Linked DNA regions of Homo sapiens: all the other regions are linked to region 1. A link is an interaction called in ENCODE POLR2A ChIA-PET data of the cell type or tissue named here. Cell type or tissue: HepG2. All regions are shown on one strand. Each heading gives the region's core, and the rest is flanking DNA. Links, peaks and the distances in the headings are about the cores only.

The links. Peaks named below come from ENCODE experiments on the same cell type or tissue, not always from the same donor. Only the 100,000 strongest peaks of a DNase experiment are listed, where the experiment ranks them.
Region 2: POLR2A ChIA-PET joins it to region 1 with 5 read pairs; 2 of 35 experiments call an interaction of 5 or more read pairs at or near these places.
Region 3: POLR2A ChIA-PET joins it to region 1 with 9 read pairs; 2 of 35 experiments call an interaction of 5 or more read pairs at or near these places.
Region 4: POLR2A ChIA-PET joins it to region 1 with 6 read pairs; 7 of 35 experiments call an interaction of 5 or more read pairs at or near these places.

What each region holds. Positions count from the first base shown.
Region 1 is chr22:31,812,580-31,817,794 of GRCh38, forward strand. It overlaps DEPDC5 (DEP domain containing 5, GATOR1 subcomplex subunit), which reads left to right. Exons shown (of 43, transcript NM_001242896.3): 21 at 2,413-2,633. It also overlaps the pseudogene RPL17P52. Among named protein-coding and RNA genes, the nearest start is that of DEPDC5, 61 kb to the left of the region's middle. In HepG2, for the core only: no CTCF peak of the experiment used is centred there; a DNase peak (open chromatin) is centred at 2,972.
Region 2 is chr22:32,581,701-32,586,915 of GRCh38, forward strand. All of the region lies in intron 7 of SYN3 (synapsin III), which reads right to left. SYN3-AS1 (SYN3 antisense RNA 1) reads left to right here. Exons shown (of 4, transcript XR_001755503.2): 2 at 2,177-2,686; 3 at 3,799-3,946; 4 at 4,784-4,819. Among named protein-coding and RNA genes, the nearest start is that of SYN3-AS1, 9.4 kb to the left of the region's middle. In HepG2, for the core only: a CTCF peak has its summit at 1,551; a DNase peak (open chromatin) is centred at 2,361.
Region 3 is chr22:31,909,409-31,914,623 of GRCh38, forward strand. No RefSeq gene overlaps it. Among named protein-coding and RNA genes, the nearest start is that of YWHAH, 33 kb to the right of the region's middle. RefSeq lists an enhancer at 2,761-3,260. In HepG2, for the core only: no CTCF peak of the experiment used is centred there; a DNase peak (open chromatin) is centred at 2,523.
Region 4 is chr22:31,684,184-31,689,231 of GRCh38, forward strand. It overlaps PRR14L (proline rich 14 like), which reads right to left. Exons shown (of 9, transcript NM_173566.3): 8 at 3,973-4,044; 9 at 1-1,620. The coding sequence ends at 1,344. Among named protein-coding and RNA genes, the nearest start is that of PISD, 24 kb to the left of the region's middle. In HepG2, for the core only: no CTCF peak of the experiment used is centred there; a DNase peak (open chromatin) is centred at 1,688.

The DNA of each region.
Region 1 (5,215 bases), core at 730-4,729:
ACGCCCAGCTAATTTTTTGTATTTTTAGTAGAGACGGGGTTTCACCGTGTTAGCCAGGATGGTCTCGATCTCCTGATCTCGTGATACGCACACCTCAGCCTCCCAAAGTGGTGGGATTACAGGCGTGAGCCACCGCGCCCGGCCAATTTTCCAGATTTCTTTCTTTTTTTTTTTTTTTGAGTTGGAGTTTTGCTCTTGTTGCCCAGGCTGGAGTGCAATGGTGTAATCTCAGCTCACCACAACCTCCGCCTCCCAGGTTCAAGCAAGTCTTGTGCCTCAGCCTCCCGAGTAGCTGGGATTACAAACATGCGCCTCCACGCCTGGCTAATTTTGTATTTTTAGTAGAGACGGGGTTTCTCAGTGTTGGTCAGGCTGGTCTCGAACTCCCGACCCCAGGTGATCCACCCACCTTGGCCTCCAAAAGTGCTAGGATTATAGGTGTGAGCCACTGCCCCCGCCAGATTTCTTAACTCTGTAGCTTTAAGCGCAACTGAGTGGAAGAATATTATGTCTCTTAATTTTGTGGCAAATGAACTTAGAGTGACCACATGATTGTTTTCTGCCCTTTTCTCTCATCCAGTCCTACCTGAGAAGGCTTAGAGCTCAGAATTAAGTGCTGTCAGCAGCCTCTCTCCTATGTGTGGATGCTGCTTAGGGGCTCAGTAAGAGCTACTTAGGGGCTTTTCTTTGTAGTCTTTAAAAATGCTCTCATAGTTCAAGATTGATTTTCTTTTTCTAATTAAAGATGACAAGACCTGGTGGTACCCAGGTTGTGTGGTCTCTGAAGGCACAAATTGTGTCTTAATTGGTGCTACCTTCACACATGGCTAAGCGTATACTGGTGTTTAAATATTTACTGTGGAAAGAACAAACATGTAGTCAGCACTTGGAATCTGTTTTCAGGCTCCGTTTAAGCTCTTACTAAAAAAATCCTTCCAGGAGGAAAGGGAGCAGCTCTGATGCCAGAAGGGCAGCCCCGTTGGTGGGCTTGCTTTTTCGTTCTGAGCTTTTGCTTCTCTATAGGGCTTCTTTCTTTTTGATCCTTCTTCCTGTTGCTTTTAGAGGTTTTCCCCTTAGGGAATTTTATGTTTTAATAAGGCTATATATATATATATATATATGCATATATAAACTTTTATTAGGAAATGTTCAGACGTGCTCAAATAGAGAATAGTATCATGAACAGTTATCACCATGTTGTCAGCCTTGTTTCATGACCTCTCCCACGTTTAAATTTTGGATGGAATATTTTAAAAACAAATCCCAGGATTGGCCGGGCACAGTGGCTCACACCTGTAATCCCAGCACTTTGGGAGGCCAAGGCAGGTGGATCACTTGAGTTCAGGAGTTTGAGACCAGGCTGACCAACGTGGTGAAACCCCGTCTCTACTAAAAATACGAAAAAAGTACCCAGGCGTGGTGGTGGGCGTCTGTAATCTCAGCTACTTGGGAGGCTGAGGCAGGAAAATCACTTGAACCCAGGATGTGGAGGCTGCAGTGAGCTGAGATCATGCCACTGCACTCCAGTCTGGGTGACAGAGTGAGACTCCGTCTCACAAAAACAAACAAACAAAACAAACCCCAGGCAGCCTCTATTTTTTTTCAATAATACATACTTCAGCGTAAGTTTCTTTCTTTTTTTACATGTTATTTATTTATTTAGTGTCACCCAGCCTGGCACAAAGCTGATTAGTATATGTTTCAACAAATAAGAACTAAAAGAAAACCCATCACGGTACCATTATCATTGGTAACAAAATTAACACTAATCCCTAAATGCCCTCTAATAGCCAGTGCATAGTCAGTTTTTTGAATTGCCTCAAAAATGTGCTTTTGCAGTTAGTTTGAAATGGGACCTAAACAAGATCCACTTTTTGCATTTGGTTATAATGCCTTTTGTGTGTGTGTGTGACAGTAGAATGTCTTGCTTTCTACATTTGGCTGATTGTTGCCTTGTAGTGTTTCAGTTTTCCTCTATTCTGCAGATTCCCTGTAAACTGGCAATTATCTCTGGAAGCTTGATTAGATTTAGATTCAAATTTGAGGGCAAGTAGACTTCTTGGGCACTATGTTCTTTCTCCCACATCACATCATACCTCTCTTCTCATTCTGTTTTTAGTGATGAGAGATTAATCAGTGGGATTAGGTGGGGTCAGCCTGGAGCAGTCCTTTCTTTACAACTATGATCCTAGGACTTTGGCTGCATAATGTCTGTCATTTCCCCCCTCTCTTATATAACATCTCAAGCTGTTAAGGGTGAAGTACCGCATACAGGTTTCCCACTTGTAGATCACACTGGGGATTTTTGTTATTGGGTTCCATGTGGCTTGGGCTGGTGATGGGTTTTAGTTTTAACTCAAGGTAGGACAGCATCCCTCGCTTGATGGTAACTTTTTGTCTCTTGCCTGGCAGATCTGTGCGAGAGCGAGAGAGTCACAGTCGAAAGAGTGCCAGCTCCTGTGATGTTTCATCCAGCCCTTCCCTACCAAGCCGCACACTGCCCACTGAGGAAGTGAGGAGCCAGGCTTCTGACGACAGCTCCCTAGGCAAGAGTGCCAACATCCTGATGATCCCACACCCCCACCTGCACCAGTATGAAGTCAGCAGCTCCTTGGGATACACCAGCACTCGAGGTAAGAGTGCTGAAGCACAGACAGAGCCAGGGACATCTTTCTTAATATAGTGGGTGACTGGAGGTGGGAGGATTGGTCAGAGGTGGGGTGTAAATCCCACATCTTAATGATTTCTTTGCCAGTGCAGTAGGTACAAATCACTTTAGCTGTTAGCTATGTATATATTATACTTCTTTTTTTTTTTTTTTTTTTTTTGGTGACAGAGCACCTAGGATAAAGTGCAGTGATGCAATCACAGCTCACCTCAGTGCGGCCTTGAACTCCTGGACTCAATCGATCCTCCCACCTCTGCCTCCCAAGTAACTGGGACTATAGCATGCCACCACACCCAGCTGATTATCATATTTTTTTTTGTAGAGGTGGGGAAGTGCAGTGATGCAATCACAGCTCACCTCAGTGCGGCCTTGAACTCCTGGACTCAATTGATCCTCCCACTTCTGCCTCCCAAGTAACTGGGACTATAGCATGCCACCACACCCAGCTGATTATCATATTTTTTTTTGTAGAGGTGGGGTTTTACCATTCCCAGGCTGGTCTTGAACTCCTGGACTCGAGGGATCCACCCATTGGCCTCCAAAAGTGCTGAGATTACAGGCATGAACCAATGTTACCGCACCCTGCCTCTATTATACTATTTTTTGTTTAGCCTTTCTTCATCCATCATTTAACTGTATGCCTTTCCATATGTTAATGGAAAGCTTTTCTTAGGCCTAGGGTCAAAAGGGTTTATTTCCTTATGATTTCCATTTGTGCCATATATAAAACAACCTCTGTCTTAATGTTGCATTTTAGTTTCTCATTTACCGGTCGGGCGCAGTGGCTCACACCTGTAATTCCAGCACTTTGGGAGGCCAAGGCGGGTGGATCACTTGAGGCCAGAAGTTTGAGACCAGCCTGGTCAACATGGTGAAACGCCGTCTCTACTCAAAATACAAAAATTAGCTAGGTGTGGTGGCGGGTGCCTGTAATCCCAGCTACTCAGGAGGCTGAGGCAGGAGAATCACTTGAACCTGGCAGGCGTAGTTGCAGTGAGCCGAGATTCCACCACTGCACTCCAGCCTGGGTGACAGAGGGAGACTCCACCTCAAAAAAAAAAAAACAAAAAACTTTTTTTTTCACTTACCTGTTTTTTTTTAACTTTTATTTGCATTGATTTTGTACCGAATTTATTCCCATACTATCAGTTTTTGTTTCTTCAGTTTCTTTCTTTTCTTTTTTTTTCTTTTCTTTTTTTCTGAGACAGAGTCTTGCTCTGTTGCCCGGGCTAGGGTACAGTGGCATGATCTCAGCTCACTGCAACCTCTGCCTCCTGGGTTCAAGTGATTCTCTTGCCTTAGCCTCCCAAGTAGCTGGGATTACAGGCACACACCACCACACCAGCTAATTTTTGTTTTTTTAGTAGAGATGGGGTTTTGCCGTGTTGGCCAGGCTGGTCTCAAACTCCTGGCCTCCAATGATCCACCCACCTCGGCCTCCCAAAGTGCTGGGATTACAGGCGTGAGCCACCATGCCTGGCCTTGGGATATCTTTTTCTTCTGTGCAATGTCCTCTTCTGGTTTAGGAATAATTTATTCCTTTTCCATGAGGATCATCTTGGTTTCGCAGGGGGAGCTCATGTATGGGTTAATCTGACCATGAGCTCTTTACATCAGGCAGCACATCTTGGGTGCTTTGTTCACCTGGACATGCTCAATGACCAGAGGATCTGCACCTGAACCCTTAAGTTCGGCATGACTGTGCATTTTTAAGCATATGTAGCAATAATTCAGTACTCTTTTTTGGCCACTGACCCCGTGTGCAGCCGTGCTGTGTGGCCTGGGACCACCTACTATCTCCATCATTGTAATGTGGAAATGGTACACATTGTTTCTGTAAAGTGACATATTTCTTTCTTTCTTTCTTTCTTTTTTTTTTGTGATGGAGTTTCACTCTTGTCCCCCAGGCTGGAGTGCAATGGCGTGATCTTGGCTCACTGCAACCTCTGCCTCCCGGGTTCAAGCAATTCTCTTGCCTCAGCCTCCCGAGTAGCTGTGATCACAGGTGCCTGCCACCATGCCTGGCTAATTTTTGTATTTTTAGTAGAGATGGGGTTTCACCATGTTGGTCAGGCTGGTCTCGAACTCCTGACCTCAGGTGATCTGCCCACCTCAGCCTCCCAAAGTGCTGGGATTACGGGCGTGAGCCACCTTGCCTGGCCAAAGTGACATCTTTCATATACTTGGTGGCTTTTTATATATGCATACCCTTGATGGCCTGAGCAGTTTCATGGGTGGTTTCTTTTATTTGTTTGTTTTGAGACAGGTTCTCACTCTGTTGCCCAGGCTGTAGTGCAGTGGTACAATATTGGCTCACTACAGCCTCAACCTCCTGGGCTCACGTGATCCTCCCACTTCAGCCTCCCAAATAGCTGGGACTACAGGTGTGCACCACCACACCCGGCTAGTTTTTAAAGTTTTTGTAGGGACGGTCTCAATCTGTTGCCCAGGCTGGTCTCGAACTCCTGGGCTCAAGTGATCCTTCCACCTTGGTCTCCCAAAGTGCTGGGATTACAGGAATAAGCTACTGTACCTGGCCTGTACTCA
Region 2 (5,215 bases), core at 648-4,647, 770 kb after region 1:
ATATTTAAAAATAAGGAGTCTGGATATTGGAGACCCCAGATAATTGATTCTTTTTTTCTTTTTCTTTTTCTTTTCTTTTCTTTCTTTCTTTCTTTTTTTTTTTTTTTTTTTTTTGAGACAGAGTCTCACTCTGTGGCCCAGGTTGGAGTGCGGTGGTGTGATGACAGCTCACTGCAACCTCCGCTTCCTGAAGAATTGAAGCAATTCTTCTGCCTTGGTCTCCCAAGTAGCTGGGACTACAGGCGTGCACCACCAAACCCGGATAATTTTTATATTTTTAGTAGAGATGGGTTTTCACCATGTTGGCCAGGCTGGTCTTGAACTCCTGACCTTGTGATCCACCCATCTCGGCCTCCCAAAATGCTGGGATTATAGGCGTGAGCTACCACACCCGGCCTGAGAATTGATTGTTATAAAAGAATCTGGAAATCAGGCTTCCCTGGCTGGGGCTAAGTTGTGACTTCTCTTGCAGGATGGCCTCGAACTCCCAGCCTGGGCTTCTGACTCATGGTAATGCCTGGTCCCTTGGGCATCTGAGTTTGCATCCCTTGGTCAAAACCAGTGGTTATGCAGAACAGCCTGCAAATCACCTGTGCATTTTGTTAAAATGTAGATTCAGAGTTGGCAGGTCTGGAAACAGGTCTGCATTCTCCCTTTTTTTTTTTTTGAGACCGGGTCTCACTCTGTTGCCCAGGCTGGAGTGCAGTGGTGTGATCACAGCTCACTGCAGCCTCGACTTCCCAGGCTCTAGTGATCCCCCTACCTCAGCCTCCCAAGTAGCTGGGACCACAGGCACATGCTACCACAACCAGCTAATTTTTATTTATTTATTTATTTAATTTTTGTAGAGACGGGCTGGGGGTGGGGGTGGGTCTCACCATGCTGCTTAGGTTGGTCTTGAACTCCTAGACTCAAGTGATTCTCCCATCTCAGCCTCCTGAAAACTTCTGGGATTACAGGTGTGAGCCACTGTGCCCAGCCTATGTTCTGCATTTTTAAGGGGCTCCCAGGTGATACGGATGCTGCCAGTACTTCCATAGGGCACACTGAGCAGCAAGGCTACCGAAGAGCTCAGGACCGTCTGACTTCAGGGCCCATTGCCCAGATCATCTGAATCGGTGCCCTTGGCTGCTGATCCATTATCTGTTAGAGTGGCCAGGGGCCTCTAGGTCCTTCTCTTCAGCTGTTAGCAGCCTCCTCCATCGACCTGCTGAGTTGTATAGCTACCACTCTTTTCTAGGAGTGTCATGACGTGAACAAGGCTGAGCAGCATTCACTGGCCCATCACAGTGCCTCCTTTGTCTTCCAGCTTCACCCCTGGAGGACAGAGCTATTGGTATGGAGGTCTCCTGGGGGTGAAGACCAAGAGTCAAGCAAGAGATCAGGGTCTGCCGCTAGTGTCCTATTGATCTGGAGGCTTAATGGAGGCAGATGTTTGTATTTTAGAAAGCTGCTTCCCCTACCCCCAACACATGGACAGACACACACCCCAAAATGTAACAAACCCATTGTCTGCATCATCTGTGGTCTTCCTGGAAAACAAGCCTGCCATGGCCACCTGTCGGCAGTGATGCCAACTGCTCCCCGGTACAGCTATTTCCAAGATTCCAGAGATGTGGCTGGTTTCACTTCCAGGAAGCTTGCTGGAAGACTGCCCTGTGCCCCACGCCTCAGTAGGGCAGGGGGCCTCCCCTGGTTTTAGGATCATGCTTCTCCTGCCTGCTGATGGTAAGAATGGGCTGTGCCTGAGCGTTTTGGCTAGAGAAGCCCTCAGCAGACATATAGGCTGTGTTCCAAAAGGCCTGGCAGAACTCTCTGGAGTCTTACCTCCCCTGGCATGGATGCCAGAATCAGTGGGAAGAACGTGTGCGTGTGATATGCAGCCCTGTGCAAATCATTTCTCCTCTTTGATCTCTGCTTATCTCATCTGTAAAATGAGTATCATTGAAACGGTCCTCACAGGGATAACAAAAATTACATCCTGGGTCCTGTGCAGAAATATAGTTCTATTAAGCACTAATCAGGCCACACTTTGGCCCACTTCCTTGTAACTGAGAGTCAGGTAGCACTAGATACTGACCATCTGCATCCTCATTGTTCCTATACCTAGGATTTCTAACCTTAGAATCATAGGTTTTTGTTTACGAATTGATTTATATCCCCATTGTTCCTATAGCTACGATCAGTGACCATGGACTCATAAGGCTTTTGTTTAAGAATTGCCTAAGATGTTCTTCAGATCCTGAATTCCAGCAGGAAAGCTAATGCCAACCAGTTTGAAAACAACCACAGAGGAATCGAATCAGCACGAGAATGCAGTTTCTTCATTTCCCTGTCCCATGACTTTACTCTGCACTCTTTGACCAATCAATAATCCTGGACCTTGGCCCACTTCAAACCCCTTGAAATCTCTAGCTCCAACTCCCTGGAGGGGTGGATTTGAGGTTTCCTCCTGTTTCCTTGTTTGGCTGCCGTATGATTATTAAACTCTTTCTTTGCTGCAATCCCTGTTGCCTTGGTTTATTGACTTACTGTGCATCGGGCAAACAAACCTATTATGATGACATCATGACGCAATATCCACCTCAAAGGACTGCTGGGAGCCTCAAAAATTTACAAATTTGTGAATTGTATGTGACTGTCTGATGCCGGGGAGCAGCAAGGAGCTTTTGGTGATTGGAGTGCGGTAAATTATAATGTTCCCCACCCCACCGGGTGATGTGTGCCCCACTTCTGTCTGAGGGTCTCTTAAGGGGAAGAATTCTCTGGCCTTTGTTAGATGCAGTGTCAGGATGGCTCAACAGACATGACCAGGAAAACAGAGAAAAGAAAAAAGGAAATCTTATTGCTTTTCAATGTCTGTCAGTTAAAAAAAATTGATATTCTTTGTTTTTCATGGAGGGGTCCTCTGCATCAGTGCTCATAAGAACAGACAATTTATTTCTTCCAAATGAGTCTGTTCCTGGGCCTCTGTCCCTCTTGACAAAATGGGGCTTATAGATGGTGTACACTGTCTTTAAAACACAGTGCCAGAGGGTGGTATTCTTTCTTTCTTTTTGTTTAAATCATTCTTTTGAAATGAATGTTCTTGGTTTTGGCTTCAGGCCTGGTGTGAGATCAGTTGACCAAAACACAAGAGCAGTTCATATGCAAAAGGTCAGTGCTGGTCTCAAAGGTACTGACATGTTTCTTGGGTGGGGCCTTGTGAAATTCTTTATAAATAAACTCTCTAATTAAGTTGGCTCCTTGCCTTGTACTGGGAAGAGATGATTACACCAGGGTGTTCCTGAGGGTCCCTGGCAGCAAGCAGAACAGGGCTGTCAATCTCAGTCCAAATTCTGCTTCACCACTTACCTGTGACCTTGGGCAGAATGACTCTTGGCACCTCTATAAAACAGGGATCAGAAATACCTCTGAAATACCTCTGAAGGTTAGAGGAGATGCACAAGGCACTCATCGTGGTGTACGGGCACTTGGGAATTGTTACTATCCTCCTTCTCTTTCCTTATTCATCCATGTAATCTGCTCTGAGCTATCCCAGAGAAGCAGAGGCCCAGGGAAGTTAAGAAATTTGCTGAAGGTCACAATGCTGGCAAACAGTTGAGCCAAGCTCAGAACCCCAGCATCAGTTGGTTTTCCCCAGCGCCAGTCTAAGCCCAAAGCCCATACTCTCTTTTGCTTATCTCCCCATCTCCTATTTCTATGAAGCTTTAGACTTTCTAATGCACTTTTATTCACTAGCTCTCCCAAGTGATTGGGTGAGGAAAATCATGAAATAAGGGAAAATTGCATTTACAGGTTTAAGTGACTGGCACTGGTGGTTACTGCTGGCCCCAGGGAGTGTGAGGCTAGCAGGATGACCCAGATTTCCCAAACCAGGCCAGGGCTCTTTCCAGTGAACCAAGGATGATGTGAAGATGCAGGAGGTGGCAGAGGAAGATCTCAGGTAGAGGTCTTAGCTTTAAGTTCTTGTAAGAAAAATGACTTCATGATCTAGATGGTCCTGCCTTCAACAGGTGAACATTGGGTTACACAGAGAAGCAGGATGACTGTTTCAGTTAGCTCTGCTTACGCCTAGAATCACAGCATTTTAGCTTTCAAAGGCAGGAAGCAAATTTAAGGACTCTTTACAAGATGGGCATGTGTGTCTTTTATATGTATATATACGTATATAGACATATATACGTATATATACGTATATATGTGTATGTATACATATATGTGTATATACGTATATGTGTATGTATACATATATGTGTATATACGTATATATGTATATATGTATGTATACGTATATATGTATGTATGTATACGTATATATGTATGTATGTATATATGTATATGTATATATGTGTATATGTATATATGTATACATGTATACATGTATATATGTATATATGTATACATGTATATGTATATATGTATATGTATGTATATACATATACACATATACACACAAACACATGCACACACATGCAAATATACACATGCAGTTGATTCTCATTATTAATGCTAGTTATGCCTTATAAAGTTGCAGTGAACACTGAATAAGTGAATACTGACCCATTGCTCCTAGGAGAAATACAGAGTTAAGTTCCTTTAAGCCTCTGGTCACAATATTTTCATCCAGTGATTAATATATAAACTTGTGTTATGTGTGTTTCTGCTGAAAGACATTTTAATATATATTGTTGATTCATTGACATTAAACTCAATGCCAATGGTACTGTATAACTCATGCCTAAATGAAACTTATCTAACACATCTATTTTTTTCCATAAAGAATATCACTTAGGAAGACTAGACAGCACTTCAGCACTACACTTCGAGGGCATTTTAAACAGTGAAATCATCAACAAAAAGCACAAAAATGCATAAGTGTGGCACCAAATAGACTGCAAGAAGGACACTTGTTTACGGTTTGAGAGCTGAAACCAGGAGACAGAGTGTTATCTTATTTGACTCAAATTTTTCACCACTCTGAGCAGGTCCGTGAATGGCCACAAAACTGCTGCGAGATTTCATTTTGGGGCTACAAAGGAATTTTTGCAAGTAGATGAATTGGCAAACATGGAGTCTGTGAATGATGAGGATGGACTGTGTATGTTGCATTTGTGGAGAGGACAACTTCATTGCAGAGGATGTGTAAAGGGAGCACAGTGCCTAAAGTCTTCATTAAGGTGTAGGGGACTGATGTATCCCCTCCCGAGGGCCC
Region 3 (5,215 bases), core at 495-4,494, 97 kb after region 1:
AAGCTATCTCCTTGGGTGGTTGGAGAATCAGAAGACACATGTAGCTGGGCACGGTCGGCCCACACCTGTAATCCCAACACTTTGGGAGACTGAGATGGGAGGATCACTTGAGCCCAGGAATTTGAGATCAGCCTGAGCAACATAGGAAGACCCCGTCGCTACAAAAAAAATGAATAAATAAAATAAAATAAATAAAAAATTAGCTTGGGGCCGGGTGCAGTGACTCATGCCTGTAATCCTAACACTTTGTGAGGCCGAGGTGGTCGGATCATGTGAGGTCAGGAATTTGATACTATCCTGGCCAACATGATGAAACCCCATCTCTATGAAAAATACAAAAATTAGCCAGGCGTGGTGGTGTGCACCTATAATCCCAGCTACTTGGGAGGCTGAGGCAGGAGAACCATTTGAACCCGGGAGATGGAGGTTGCAGTGAACCGAGATTGTGCTACTGCACTCCAGCCTGGGCGACAGAGCAAGACTCCGTCTAAGAAAAAACAAAAGTTAGCTGGACATGGTGGCTCACACCTGTCATCCCAGCTACGTGAGAGGCTGAGGTGGGAAGGTCGCTTGAACTCAGGAGGTCTGCAATGAGCTGTGATTGCACCACTGCACTCCAGCCTGGGTGACAGAGCAAGACCTTATCTCAAAAAAAAAAGGCCACGTATATGAAAGGTCTTACAAAAAGACAGTAAGCAAATGTCTGCTCTCAAACAGCTGAACAGCTGCTCTCACATTCCTGGATGGGAGTCTCCATTGTGCTCTCAAGCCATTGAGTGATGGTGCTGGACACAGCAAACGCTGGCCTGTTCAGATCACATACGAACTGAACAATCACTTGTGATCCTCAGTGTCCTGTGTGTGAGGCCAAAACTGCCCCTGCAATTGCCCAGCAGAAGGCCCACAGAATGATTTGGTGGAAGAAGGGGCGGCTGGTGCGTTAGGATGCTGGGTCACTCCCCCATCAGAGCGGGACCTCAAACTTTCCTGCCCATGAGCCCCAGTCTCCTTGCTGCCTACTTTCCTGATTCCTCCTCTCTCTGGTGGGCATCTCCTTCCACCCACTTGTCCAAGCCAGAATCTGGTAGTCAAACCCAGTGCCTTCCTCCTCCATCATCCTCCAGTCCTCCCATCCATTCATCCTGTCTCTTAGACTCATCCACCTTTTTGTAGGTACAAAGCTCAGCCCACAGGGAATCTGTGGGTTTGGTCAGACATGGAGGACATGTGCATGCCGATCAGAAGCCTATCACCAGATTATACAGGCCAGGTGCGGTGGCTCACGACTGTAATCCCAGCACTTTGGAAGGCCAAGATCATCTGAAGTCAGGAGTTTGAGACCAGCCTGGCGAACATGGTGAAACCCCATCTCTACTAAAAATACAAAAGTTAGGGCCGGCCACGGTGGCTTACGCCTGTAATTCCAGCACTTTGGGAGGCCAAGGTGGGTGGATCACCTGAGGTCAGGAGTTCGAGACCAGCCTAGCCAACATGGTAAAACCCTGTCTCTACTAAAAATACAAAAGTTAGGGCTGGGCGCAGTGGCTCACACCTGTAATTCCAACACTTTGGGAGGCCAGGGCGGGTGGATCAAGAGGTCAAGAGATCGAGACCATCCTGGCCGACATGGTGAAACCCCATCTCTACTAAAAATACAAAAATTAGCTGGGCGTGGTGGTGCGTGCCTGTAGTCCCAGCTACTCGGGCGGCTGAGGCAGGAGAATTGCTTGAACTCGGGAGGCAGAGGTTGCAGTGAGCTGAGATCACACCACTGCACTCCAGCCTGGGCGATGGAACAAGACTCTGTCTCAAAAAAAAAAAAAAAATTCAAAAACTAGCCAGGCATGGTGGCGGGCGCCTGTAATCTGAGCTACTCAGGAGGCTGAGGCGGGAGAATCACTTGAACCTGGGAGGCAGAGGTTGCAGTGAGCCGAGATCGCATCACTGCACTCCAGCCTGGGCGACAGGGAGACCCTGTCTCAAAAAAAAAAAAGGAAGGGATACATGATGTATGCCAGAGACACTGCGCAAATCTGTGAGGCCTTGCTGAAGCAGATAGCGAATACTGGGAGGGAATGCTGAATAGAAGCCATTTTACAGGCCTCTTCAGTTACCCAGAAAAGTTCAGAAAAACACAGAATAACAATGGTCACTCCATTGAGTGCTTCCTGTGTCCTGGGCAATGTGTCATACACCTTTTCATTGCATGATCTTTGTTGTTGTTGTTGAGACGAGATCTTGCTCTGTTGCCCAGGCTGGAATGCAGTGGCAGAATCTTGGTTCACTGCAACCTCTGCCTCCCAAGTTCAAGCAATTCTCCTGCCTCAGCCTCCCCAGTAGCTGGGACTACAAGGGCATGCCACCACATCCAGCTAATTTTTGTAATTTTAGTAGAGACAGGGTTTCACCATATTGGTCAGTCTGATCTCGGACTTCTGACCTCAAATGATCCACCCACCTCGGCCTCTCAAAGTGCTGGGATTGCAGGCATGGGACACTGCACCTGACTCATTGTATAATCTTATCAACATACCAGCTGAGGGGTGGAAGGCCCCAGGAAGTAGGGTCCACGCCCATACGCTAACAAACAGCTGGACTGGGAATCAGGTTCATGGGAATCAGCCCAGTCACCACCAACTGTGCTGCCCTCTTCACCTTTTTGTGGTGCTGTATCAATGAGATGCCACCCACTGCTCCATCCTGGGTTCCTGCCTGGGGACCCCTTCGTTCCTTTCAACTGACTGCCTTACGTGTATGGTGAATCTCTGCATGGGTACAGATGCAGTGTAACATGTAGACATGGCCTCATATACAGGTTCTCTGGTAGGGAATGGGCAGTGACTCAGTGACTTTGAGGCAGGACCAGTGGCCTTTCCTCCCTGCCAGGCTTCTATCTGGAAGGCACTGTGTGTGCCCTCTCTTCTGGTCTGCAGCTGTGGCTTCAGCCTGCAAGTGCTTCAGGCAGCTCCTGGCCTTCAGACTGTGCCACACACTTGCCCTAAACCTGGCCTGAAATGCCTGGGATGTAGCATTTGCATGTAGCAAAAGCTGGTGCCGAGTACTGAGTCCTACCAGCCTTCAGATTTGACCTCCATCTGCTTCTCTGGCTGCAGCAAGATTCCTGTTTCCTCAGTGAATCAGCACATAGTCCTTCCAACAAGAAAATCTCTTTTCCCATGGGGATGAGGGGAGATGGGGAATTGCTATGCAATCTCTGGAAAAGTCTTTTCTCCCTGAGCCCCAGAATTTTCATCTGAACTCATCTGGGAGAAACATTGGGGACCATAAGATTATATATAGACTTTTTCCTTTCTCAACCAACAGGATGGATGAGTGCTGAGGGGGGAATTCCAGTCTGTTTCAGTCCCACAGTTGCCACTGGAACGCAATTTCTTGCCTCTTCTCTGTGCTCTTTTTTTTTTTTCTCTCAGAGATACAGGGTCTCCCTCTGTTGTTCAGGCTGGAGTGCAGTGGCACTATCACAGCTCACTGCCACCCTGAACTCAGTCTCAAGCAATCCTCTCAGCTCAGCCCCCCTGAGTAGCTGGGACTACAGGCGTGCACCACCACGCCCAGCTAATTAAAAAAAAAAAAAAAAAAAAAAAAAAAAGGCCTGGCGCAGTGGCTCACGCCTGTAATCCCAGCACTTTGGGAGGCCGAGGTGAGTGGATCATGAGGTCAAGAGATCGAGACCATCCTGGCCAACATGGTGAAACCCCGTCTCTACTAAAAATACAAAAATTAGCCTGGCATGGTGGCAGGCACCTGTAATCCCAGCTATTTGGGAGGCTGCGACAGGAGAATCACTTGAACCAGGGAGGCGGAGGTTGCAGTGAGCCGAGATCATGCCATTGCACTCCAGCCTGGGCGAAAAGAGCGAAACTCCGTCTAAAAAAAAAATATTATAGAGACGGGATTCTTGCTATGTTGCCCAAGTAGTCTCAAAATTCTGGCCTCAAGAGATCCTCCTGCCGATCGAGACCATCCTGGCTAACACGATGAAAAGCCGTCTCTACTAAAAATACAAAAAAAATTAGCCAGGCATGCTCGTGGGCACCTGTAGTCCCAGCTACTCTGGAGGCAGAGGCAGGAGAATGGCGTGAACCCAGGAGGCAGAGCTTGCAGTGAGTCAAGATCACACCACTGCACTCCAGCCTGGGCAACAGAGCAAGACTCCGTCTCAAAAAAAAAAAAAAAGAGATCCTCCTGCCTCAGCGTCCCAAAGCACTGGGATTACAGGCCTGAGCCACCATGCCTGGCTGTCTCTCTGCTCTATGCTTTTTTTTTTTTTTTTTTTTTTTGAGACAGGGTCTCACTCTGTCACCCAGGCTGGAGCACAGTGGCACAACCTTGGCTGACTGCAACCTGCACCTCCCGGGTTCAAGCGATTCTTGTGCCTCAGCCTCCTGAGTACCTGGAGCCACCATGCCTGGCTAATTTTTGGTTTTTTTTTTTTTGTGGAGACAGAATTTTGCCATGTTAGCCAGGCTGTTCTTGAACTCCTGGCCTCAAGTGATCCTCCCACCTCAGCCTCTCAAACTGCTGGGATTACAGGTGTGAGCCACTGTGCCCAGCCTCTAGTGAGTACTTCTAAAAAACCTACAATGCTCAGGATAGACCTTACAGCAAAGAATTATCCAGCCTCCAATGTCAATCGTGTCAGCTTCAGACACCATGAACTAGACTGTGGTCAGGTAAGAGGCTTAGACGGGGGGACTCCCTCCCTCCTGTGACTTTGGAAGAAGAGGCACCTGTCACTTGCCCCTTCCTGTGATCTGAATCCAATGGCAGCCCCATCGTCAATCTATAGGAATTACTCTTGCTGGGTTCCAAGGCCAGAGTGGCTAAGAAGCCTGCTTAGAGGCTTCCAGCAAGTTACGGGCAGCACCAGATTAGAATGCTGGCCATATTGAGTGCTCACTTGCTGGGACATGGCTTCTGTGTTTCCTTCCACTTTCCTTGTTCACGTACCTTGCCTCTCCCATCGAATGTAAGCTCTTTGGAGGCAGAGAACACATCTTGCTCATCCTTGTATCCTCCACAGCAAGCACCCATCACACATTTGGTGCTTATTTAGAATTTATTGAATTCATTCATTCAGCCAACATTTATGCAAGGTTGAACCAACGTGGGCCTTGCCCTCCTCGTGGAGGGAAGCAGACATGCAAAGCAGCCACCATAGCCCTCTAGAAGAGGTCTCAGATTGGCTATCTGT
Region 4 (5,048 bases), core at 1-4,000, 130 kb before region 1:
GCCCACAGACTCCTGCAGGCACAAACCCAGAAACTCGGCTAACTCCAGCATTTGACAGTTCCGGTAGATGTGACGTAGGAGCCCAGAGTACAATGAGGTGGCCCTCAAAGAAGGCTGGCTGGGGATTTTTGAGATCCCACTGCAGGAACACATCTCTGGGTCTGAAACATGACCCCGACTCTCTCCCCACACTTGAAGCGGGCTGCCTGGAAAGCCACAAATACTGTGGGTCAGCCTGTATCACTGCCCAAGCCGTTGTACTCAATTTTGTTACCTAACACCATTTCAGATAAAAACCATTAAGACCACACCCAACCATAGTAGTTTTTCAATGATCGGGAGAGAAACCTGCTCTTACTTAAATCACTAAAATAAATACATGTATTTGGTGGGCAAGAATGAGAACCCAGATGAAAAAAAGTGCTCCCTCTAATGAGTTACACTAGAAGCTGGAGATGGGGAAGGGATTGCCTGAAACACATGAATAGGAAAAATGTCTCTTCCATGCAGCGATCAACTGGGTCAAATGCCTATCATGTATTCTTAAGACATGTATTGTTTTTCTCCTTAAAAAAATGTTTTAAAATCACATTTAAAGGCTCCACACATGCAGCAATAATAGTACAAAAACAACAACAAAAAAGAAAATAAAACAAATGAAAATAATCCACACCACAACATTAAAAAGTGCAACTTACTTCGAATGGGGCCTGGACGGGCTCCTCTGGCACTAGTGACCCAGTCACAGAGGGGAGAAAACGATGGGAAAAAGCCACACACACACAAACACTCTCACATACACTCACATCAATAGGTCCTGGGCAGACAAAAGATAAGAAAACACAACAGCTCATCTTTCCTCAACTACTGAAATGAGCCAGTGAGACCACACAGGACAGGACGCCAGGTCCCCCTCCCTAGGCCACGTTTCTAATAATCTTGGTCTAGCACCACCGTAAACAAAGCGGAACTTTCATATGGACGTGCAAATCCTGTGTGTCCTTGGAATCCTAGTGTTACTGAAGATAGGCTGCTGCTTCCTCCTGTGGATGGCAGAGACTGAGGAGGTGGCTGGATGTCGTTCAGGTCCATTTCCAGGAGAAAGGGAGCATTCCTGAGGTTCTATACTCAGCAGTAAAAGTAGAGGACCCTCCTTCACCAGTTTCTAAAAAGGTTGCACCTTGAAATAGGTAAAAATTCATGGACTGTGCATTTTTGAGTGGTTTGGCGGTAGGGCAAAATTAGGCAACCTTTTCCAAGGAGGTCCAAAAAAAAAAAAAAAACCCAAAAACAAAACAAAACAAAAAAACCCTAAAATTGAGACCCTCAAACTGAATCGCTTCTCAACAGCCTGATGATTGTTCCTGCTCCTCTTCCTTGGCAAAGAAGGTCTCCAGTTCCATTAGTTTCTGTATCAAAAGAGCATCCAGCTCTCGACTCTGCACAGCTGCCTTCTGGGCCCTGGTAAAGCTGCCTGCCACCTTGACTTTGCCTCGAGCTCTCCTCTTTCGCGGGACTGTAAAATCCTGAAATTCTAGAACTCGCTTCCTCTTCTGTTGGCTGATTGAGATTAGTGTACCATTTCGTTCCTTGGGTTCCTCAAAGATGGTCTCTAAACACCTAAGGATGAAGCACGAAACAATCACCAACAGACTGACTCACATGGCCCATCCTGTCAACAGGGTCAGGATGTTGACGCTGGGTCAACAACCCTTCTAGTCAACAGGGACTGAAAGCTACTTGCGCCAACTCTTTTTCTTTTTTTTGTGAGACAGAATTTCACTCTTGTTGCCCAGGCTGGAGCGCAATGGCATGATCTTGGCTCACTGCAACCTCTGTCTCCTGGGTTCAAGCGATTCTCCTGCCTCAGCCTCCCAAGTAGTGGGGACTACAGGTATGTGTCACTATGCCAGGTTAATTTTTTTTTTTTTTTAAGATGGAGTCTTACTCTGTCACCCAGGCTGGAGTGCAGTGGTGTGATCTCCGCTCACTGCAAGCTCCGCCTCCCAGGTTGACGCCATTCTCCTGCCTCAGCCTCCCAAGTAGCTGGGACTACAGGTGCCCACCACCACGCCCGGCTAATTTTTTTTTTTTTTTTGTATTTTTAGTAGAGACAGGGTTTCACTCTGTTAGCCAGGATGGTCTTGATCTCCTAACCTCATGATTCGCCCGCCTCGGCTTCCCAGTGCTGGGATTACAGGTGTGAGCCACTGCACCCAGCCCTGACTCATCTTTAAAAAAAAAACTTTTTTTTTGAGACAGGGTCTCACTCTGTTACTCAGGCTGGAGTGCAGTGGCACAATCACAATCACAGCTCACTACAGCCTCGACATCCTGGGCTCAAGCTATCCTCCTACCTGAGCCTCCCACGTAGCTGGGACTACAAGCATGTACCACCATGTCTGGCTAATTTAAAAAGAATTTTTTTTTTGTAGAGATGGAGTCTTGGTATATTGCTCAGGCTGGTCTCCAACTCAAGGGCTCCAGTGATCCTCCCTCCTTGGCCTCCCAAAGTGGTGCGATTACAGGCATGTGCCACTGTGCCTGGCTCTGATTCGTTTTTTTTAAATGGTTACACAGTATATTCCATTATAAGGAATTAATTATAAGTAATTGTACAAATGTGTTAGAGCAGACATACAAAATCTTAGGATAAAATCCTACAATTCTCCTTCTATATTCTAGAAACAGTGGGCATTTAATAAATGTTCACTGACTTGAATTGAATTCAGACCTAAGTGAAACTCTTCCTGTATTTCGGTTTACAATCATATCTGAAAAATCAATGATTATCAGTCCTGAAGTCAGCATATTTGGTAAAAATACAAACACAAACTACTTGTTTATACTTCTTTTTTCTTTTTCATTTTTGAGATGGAGTTTCGCTCTTGTTGCCCAGGCTGGAGTGCAATGGCGCGATCTCGGCTCACTGCAACCTCCACCCCCCGGGTTCAAGCGGTTCTCCTGCCTCAGCCTCCCGAGTAGCTGGGATTACTGGTGTGTGCCACCACGCCTGGGTAATTTTGTATTTTAGTAGAGACAGGGTTTCACTGTGTTTGCCAGGCTGGTCTTGAACTCCTGACCTCAGGTGATTTGCCCGCCTTGGCCTCCCAAAGTGCTTGAATTACAGGTGTCAGCCACTGCACCTGGCTGAGACTACATTTTCTTTCTTCTTTTTTTTTTTTTCTGAGACAGAGTCTAGCTCTGTTGCCCAGGCTGGAGTGCAGTGGTGTGATCTTAGCTCACTGCCATCTCCTCCTCCCGGGTTCAAGCAATTCTCCTGCCTCAGCCTCCCAAATAGCTGGGATTACAGGTGTGAGCCACCATGCCCGGCTAATTTTTTGTATTTTTAGTAGAGACAGGGTTCACCATGTTGGTCAGGCTGGTCTCGAACTCCTGACCTCGTGATCCACCCGCCTTGGCCCCCCAAAGTGCTGGGATTACAGGCGTGAGCCACCGTGCCTGGCTACATTTTCTTTACGTAACCCAATACACTTTATTTCCTATCCTATTACTGACCCTAATTCAAGTGCTGCAATTGAAAATACCAATTCTAGCTATTTATAAAACCCAATATTGGCCGGGCGCGGTGGCTCACACTTGTAATCCCAGCACTTTGGGAGGCCAAGGCAGGCGGATCACGAGGTCAGGAGATCGAGACCACGGTGAAACCCTGTCTCTACTAAAAATACAAAAAATTAGCCGGGTGTGGTGGCGGGCGCCTGTAGTCCCAGCTACTCGGAGAGGCTGAGGCAGGAGAATGGCGTGAACCCAGGAGGCGGAGCTTGCAGTGAGCCGAGATTGCGCCATTGCACTCCAGCCTGGGCGACAGAGACTCTGTCTCAAAAAAAAAAAAAAAAAGACCCAATATTGGTACAACTGAACATAAACTCTTTCTAAAGTGAAAGGGCTGGAGATTCACATCAATCATTTCAAATTCTTCCCTTTTATTTCCCAGCTATAAGTACCTACCTGTTTGCAGGAGGAGATTTATAATTCTTGTTGGTATATATCTCTTCTAAACTAAACTCCTTCTTCTTTAACCTGAAAAGAAATAAGGAAAAAAATTCTTCAGGTTCTCTCTCTCTTTTTTTTTTCAGAGAAGGTCTTGCTCTGTTGCCCAGGCTGAAGGGCAGTGACATGATCATAGCTCACTGCAGCCTTAAACTCTAGCCATCCTCCAGCCTCAGCCTCCTGAGTAGCTGGGATTACAGGTGTGTGCCACCATGCCAGGCTAGATTAAAAAAAAAAAAATTAGGCATGAGCTACTGTGCACAGCCTCATGTTCTCCTAAGATGGAAGAGACTTATTTCCCAATGCTATCCTTTTCGTTTGCTCCAACCTGTCTGTAATATGTTTTAGATGTGTCTCATGCAAACAATATGTACTGGATTTTCTTTTCCAGGGTACCAACCTTCAACTTTATGTAACTGAGCCCATTCATACTTACTGGGAATGATATATTTAGATTTATATATATTATTTTTCATAGATTTATATCTACTTTACAGCTGTTGTTTGTGCTGCTTTGCAATGTTTCTTTTTGTGAACTGACTGTTCTTTTTTTTCTATCTCCCTCCACTGACTAGAAAACTATATATTCTGTTCTTTTTTGTTTTTTTCTTTTTTAGAGATGGGGTCTTGCTCTGTTGCCTAGGAGTCTGACACTGGGTACAGCCTGGGTGACAAAGACCCTGTCTCTTAAAAAATATATACATACACACACACACACACACACACACAAAAACCCTTCACACCTATCAATTATACAGTAACCCTGAGGTACAGCTTGAATAGTAAAAGCAGGCCATATGCTTGCTTTTTTCCTTTTATTACCAATTTCCAAAACAATGAATTGGTTCCCCAGTATCTTCCAAAGATGGCCAATGGTTTTAAATTTTTTAAAGTATCATTATTAACTATTGGGTTTATATTTGATATGTTTTAATCTATTGAACTTATTATTCTTTTGAGTCTCATCTGTGGCCAGAGGTAATCTCTTCAAACTGGTTCTTGAGAGCCAGGCATGGGGGCTCCCAACAGTAGTC